Linked DNA regions of Homo sapiens: region 1 is linked to region 2. The links are chromatin contacts, found by Hi-C or POLR2A ChIA-PET in ENCODE. All regions are on one chromosome and are shown on one strand. Each heading gives the region's core, a stretch centred on a gene start or an enhancer-like site at or near the end of the contact. The rest is flanking DNA. Distances are from core to core; before and after follow the strand shown. Region 1 overlaps TCF20 (transcription factor 20). Region 2 holds the start of SMIM45 (small integral membrane protein 45).

The links. A loop is a pair of places that touch in the nucleus more often than their neighbours do. ChIA-PET counts read pairs that join two places held with the same protein, here RNA polymerase II (POLR2A). Pooled maps may share reads with other maps.
Region 1: a map of heart right ventricle shows a loop between it and region 2 (8-fold over the local background). The contact joins the enhancer-like site here to the promoter of SMIM45 in region 2. A Hi-C loop is called at or near these places in 1 of 168 maps with a recorded cell type or tissue (heart right ventricle) and 7 of 50 pooled maps. POLR2A ChIA-PET finds 5 or more read pairs at or near these places in 3 of 52 experiments (GM12878, activated T-cell and naive thymus-derived CD4-positive, alpha-beta T cell).

Annotation. Positions count from the first base shown.
Region 1 is chr22:42,213,486-42,216,185 of GRCh38, forward strand. It overlaps TCF20 (transcription factor 20), which reads right to left. Exons shown (of 6, transcript NM_001378418.1): 2 at 1-1,856. The coding sequence starts at 1,820. Among named protein-coding and RNA genes, the nearest start is that of TCF20, 56 kb to the right of the region's middle. RefSeq lists an enhancer at 1,498-1,997. Within about 2 kb of position 1,251, at least 4 of the 41 ENCODE cell types and tissues checked have a DNase peak (open chromatin) inside an H3K27ac peak, as active enhancers do; they include heart right ventricle, where a contact is called at or near this core.
Region 2 is chr22:41,950,799-41,953,498 of GRCh38, forward strand. SMIM45 (small integral membrane protein 45) reads left to right here and starts at 1,352. Exons shown (of 2, transcript NM_001395940.1): 1 at 1,352-1,623. RefSeq lists an enhancer at 181-808 and a silencer at 277-336.

The DNA of each region.
Region 1 (2,700 bases), core at 1-2,500, 260 kb after region 2:
ATCACCCCAACAGTCTTCTCATTAACCTTTGGGTTCCCGTCGGATGACAATGGCATGTCCTTAGCGCCTGGTGAGGTGGCCTCTTCTCTTGCGGCAGGACTAGCATTGAGTCTGGGGGGTTCATTCTGAGCACCTTGTGCCGGTGAGGAGCCAGCTTTCTCAGAGGCTCCACCCTTGTAGGTGGTGTCAGAGCTGGTGCTCTGGCCACTTAGTTGCCGCACTCTCTCGCCTTGATCCTCTGAACTGCTGGAGCAGCCTCCATCTAATGACTCTGCCATAGGGGACTTCAGCTGTTCTTCAGGTTGTGAGGAGCCTTCAGAATTTGTGCAGCTATCTGCTTTCTTGGAAGATGAGGGCCTCTTGGAGGTCTTCTTCTGAGGAGTCAGGGCATCAGAAAGTAACATGTGCTGGACAGTGTTAGGAAGATTGGCCACTTGAGTACTCAGAGCACTCAAACTACTCAACCCAGGATCTGTCAGTCGCTTTTCTGGTACCCCTTCTAGTCCAAACCCTTTGAAGCCTGCAGCATGAGAATTAGGACTGGGCATCATTGATGGGGTTGGACTGAGTTGAGGCATTAACTGTAAAATTCTGTTTCTGGAACCCATAGGCACACTGCCTTGCCCACACTGGAGATTCTCCCCAGTCTGCATGAGAGGAGATGGGGTAGAACTACAGCTTGGAGACTGAACCACAGAGGCAGCTGGAGAAGGGTTAGAAATGGGGCTGAAGTTCTGGTGAAACTGCATGGGGGACCTCACAGGAACCTCAGGCTGGTTGTACTGCCCCACTTGGCTTTGCAGGGGCAGCTTGGTGGCAGCGTTAGTATACTGCATCACATGCTGAGAAGGGTGTTGTTGTTGCTGCGGTTGCTGCTGCTGCTGCCCCTGTTGGGTCCCTTGTGGAATCTTTGCCTGTTCAAAATTCTTCATAGATTGAGGCTGATAGCTGTAATTGGATTGTGTTCCATAAGCCTGTGCATTAGAACCCACATTGTGTCCTTCATACTGAGATCCAGCATTCACATTGTAACTGCCATCATAGCTCTGTCCAGACTGGCTAAAACGCTGTGGTGAAGGGAAGGAGGAGGAGGAGGAGGAGGAAGCAGAAGACTGATAGTGTTGGCCAAACTGACCCACTCTTAACTGGTAACCAGCAGCAGAGGATGGCAGAGTTGAGGGCCGCTGCATTGGCTGTAGATGGGATGAGCTGGATGCTGGTTGGCCAGTGGCCTGTGGCAGGGGCTGATGGGACTGGTAAAGCTGTTGTCTCAACTGCTGGACTTGCTGCTGCTGCTGCTGGCTGGAAGCCTGCTGTTGGTACTGAGCACTCCCTGGAGAGAAAGGCCCAGTGTAATCCTGCTGATAATGTGACACACCGCCAAGGCCAGAGTGCTGTGCTTGAAACTGGCCCACATGACCCTCACTCCCATACTGATTGCCAAAGCTGCTCCCCTGGGGGGGTCCATAGCTCTGCACAGGCCCAGAAGGCCTTCGCTGAGGAGGCTGTGGGGTTCCTGTAGTCACGGGGTCTTTGTTGCCTGCCATGTAGTAAAAATCTCCAGCCTCTTTCCTGAAACCCTGGTAACCTTGATGGCCAGAGGTCTCGCTAGCCATCGCTGCCGCAGCAGCTGCTGCTCCTCGTCGTCCACCACCACTGCCACTGCCACTGCTGCCACTACTGCCACCTGTACCTCCAAAATTCTGGAACATCTGGGCCTGACGAGGGCTGAACTCTTCTAGCCGGGATGAGCCGTGTACCTCCTGTGGGTAGCTTTGCTGGTTTCCGTGGTAACTGCTTTGCTCCCGAAAGGACTGCATACTGTTCAGCAGCACAGCAGCAGGCCAACAGCCCTCCTAGAAATAGAAGAAAGAAAAACATTAGACACGCATCTCCTTGGTACAAATAAAATCAAGTCTAGATGATGGAGGGAATAAAGATGAATCAGAGGCCCAGATGAAGCTGACTGGTTTGAATTTCTATTTTTTTTTTTTGGTTTTTTGAGACAAGAGTCTCACTCTGTCACCCAGGCTGGAGTGCAATTGCACGATCTCAGCTCAATGCAACTTCTGCCTGCAGGGTTCAAGCAATTCTCTTGCCTCAGCCTCCCGAGTAGCTGGGACTACAGGCGCATGGCCACCAGGCTCGGCTAATTTTTTGTATTTTTAGTAGAGACAGGGTTTCACTGTGCTGGCCAGGCTGGTCTCGAACTCCTGACCTCGTGATCCGCCCACCTCGGCCTCCCAAAGTGCTGGAATTACAGGCATGAGCCACCACGCCTGACCTTGAATTTCATCTTTTATATTTTATCCTATCCACTTCTGAAAATGCACATATGCAGAGAAATGGCCTAAAGAGTGAGGCAAGAATCTGTAGTAGAATGAAAAGCAGCACTCTGAGTGCATACAAACCCAATACAGCAAAAACATGTATGTCTCATATATCTAATAATGCCTTATTAGACAAATGAGCCCCCAAACTCAACCAGATTAAAATATGGGGCTGTGTTATTACTGTCAATGAAAAACAGCAATTTTTCAATAAGCCTCCCAGTTATGCGGGGGAGGGGGTGTGGGGTAAGAAAAACCAAATCCTTTTTTTTTTTTTTTTTTTTTTTTTTTTGAGACAAGGTCTCACTCTTGCCCAGGCTGGAGTGTGCAGGGGCACAGTCGTAGTTCACTGCAGCATCAAACACCTGGC
Region 2 (2,700 bases), core at 102-2,601:
TCCTGGCCAATATCGTAAACCCGCCTCTACTAAAATACAAAAAATTAGCCGGGCATGGTGGTGCCCACCTGTAGTCCCAGCTCCTCGGAAGGCTGAGGCAGGGGAATCGCTTGAACCCGGGAGGTAGAGGTTGCAGTGAGCCGAGATTGCGCCACTGCACTCCAGCCTGGCGAACACAGCGAGACTCCGTCTCAAAAAAAACAAACCCTCTGTGAACTCACAGTCACCCCCCAGTCCCACATATGCTGGAAAGGACCTGTCATACCTGAAGAGCCCCTAGATGGCGCAGAGGTGTCTGTGGTGGGGGACCTAGGTCCTGAAGCCACCTCACCCAGAGGCTTTCCCCCTGCCCATCCCCAGGTTTCTGGGAACGGATTCCCTAGGGAGGTGGTTCCTGGAAGCCTTTTCCCAGCCACGCCCCGTGGGCCCTAGGGGGCTGCTCTCTCCCTCCTGAGAATAGCCCTCAACACGTGGCAGATACCTTGTCTATGGCATAGGGGGAGGGGGAGGATCCATGCTTGGGAAGGTGGACCCCACCCCCAACGTCAGCTCTTGGCTTTGAATTCCAGCTCAGTCACTGAGAAGCTGAGGGCTCTGGGAGAAGGAGAAGGCCAGCAGCATCACCTCTCTGCCTCATCCCAAAATGGGGTCTCAACACCAATCCAGCTGGGAGGACTGCAGGAAGTGATGTTGGGGCCAGCTGGAAGATGGGAGTGCTCAATGCCTGTGCTGGCTGTACACCAGCCAGGGGTGCTGTGGGGTAGATGAGGCAGAATGGGGAGGGGGAGCCATTTGCAAGGGTCCTGAAAGCCAGGCTAGGGCTCTGACCCTGGCATTGCTACTTTCTTGCTGTGTGACCATGAATAAGAATTAATTGAGTTAATATAATCAAAGCGTTGAAAACAGTGTCTGGTGCATAGGAAATGTTACATTGAGCCAATGTGTCTGAACTCTCAGACTCAGTCTTGGTTTTTCCTTGTATAACATATGACCCCCTTGAGCTCTACTGGTCACTGATTCTCTGTCCCCACCCGCTTGCCATTTACCCCAGCATCTCCCTGCTCCCCAAATGGCAGACCATCAAACCTTAGAGTTATCAGCCACGGTCCTCTCCTCTCTAGGCCCACCAGGCTTGGGGTCCTGCAGCCTGCTGGGTGATTCCCCCTCCCCGCACTCCCCCAATCCTGCCGCTCTGTCATCTGCTGTACCACGTGCACAGTACCAGGGATCCAGAAGAGAAGGCTGGTTGCCAGGGCAACGGAAGATAAAGCCCTTGCTCTGCCAGGCTGCTGATTGGCTGAGACAGGTCCCACCTCCTGCCATCCTGAGAGTGGGGGCTAGGGGGAAGGGTCTCTGATGGGCAGGGAGAGATACCAGGGTGCTGAGCCAGTCCAGGACTGCCCCCTCCTGGCCCACTCAGAGCCCCTGGGTGTGAGAAGCTCGTCTCCCGTGGGTTGCATTGGCTCTGCCCTATCTCTGCCTCCAGCACCCAGGGCGGCCGCAGATGGCAGTGTCTCTGGGGACAGCAGCTGCGAATGAGTCCACGGGCCAATGCTGAGCTGCTCAGGCTGAGGCGGTGTGCTCAGCACAGAGCCCCCGGAACTGGCATCTGCAGGGCGTGAGGTGGGTCTTTGGGCACACGGAGGGCACCGAGTGGTGCCAATGGCTTGGGAGGTAGGGAGAGGGGCTCTGCAAACTCACACTGTCTCAGGCAGCACATTGGCTGAAATGAGGCTGGAAAATTCCATATAGATCATCTGGTAACCCCATCCCCACCCTGTCACCGTGCACAGGGGACCGTGAGGCCCAGAGAGGGTGAAGAAGGGGCCAAGATAACACAGGAGGCCAGTGAGTGTGTTGCTTTTCCACCTAGGTCAGTTCCCTGAGAAATCAGGAAGAGACCACGGGGTCCTCAGTCAGCCTCAGAATGCCTGGGATTTTGTGCACAGGGCTGGAGAGGTTGGGGGACCTTGATCTCTATTCCACATCCCCCAGCATTGCAGCTGAAATGGCTTCTGTTCTGCCCCAGCCCTCCATTCGCATGTTTAAGCTGGAAGGAAACTGGGGGCCTGGCTGGGCCTGGATAGGGGGCATGAGTCACCTTGGACACAGTTAAGTCACACAGGGAGCAGCCTCCCTGCCTGAGGTGCTCCTTCCCTACCTTCACCAACCCTGGCAGCACCAGACAATCCTGCACTCTCTCCAGCTCCCCAGAAAGGCAGCTGGTTAAAAGGTGCTGGGTCCTACACGCTCCCCTGCCCTGGCTGCACTAGTCACTTTGGATAATCAGTGCACTCTTCATTTTATTCCTTCACAAATAGGGCACTTTAATACAATGTCGGTGCCTCAGAACAGCCAGTGAGGACCTTTGGGGTAGGAGAGGGGCTCCGGATGGATGCAGGACCAGGAAACAGCATCTTTCCCTCCCCTGGGGCCACAGCTTCCCTCACAGGCCCACCTGGGAGTAGAGAGACAAGAGGAGCTGGAGTTTGGAGACGGAGGTCAGAAGAGTGAGGGCTTCTCTCCGACCTACCTGGAGTTCTTTCCATCCATCCCCCTGCTTTCCTCCCCAGAAGCAAGGTGGGCATCTGCTCATTTCATCCTGCTCAGGTGCCTTTCCCTCCCCTGGAGGACGCAAGCCTCAGGGCATCGCTGGGGTTTGGCGTCTAGCTCTGCCACTTTCCAGTTGGGTAAGCCAAG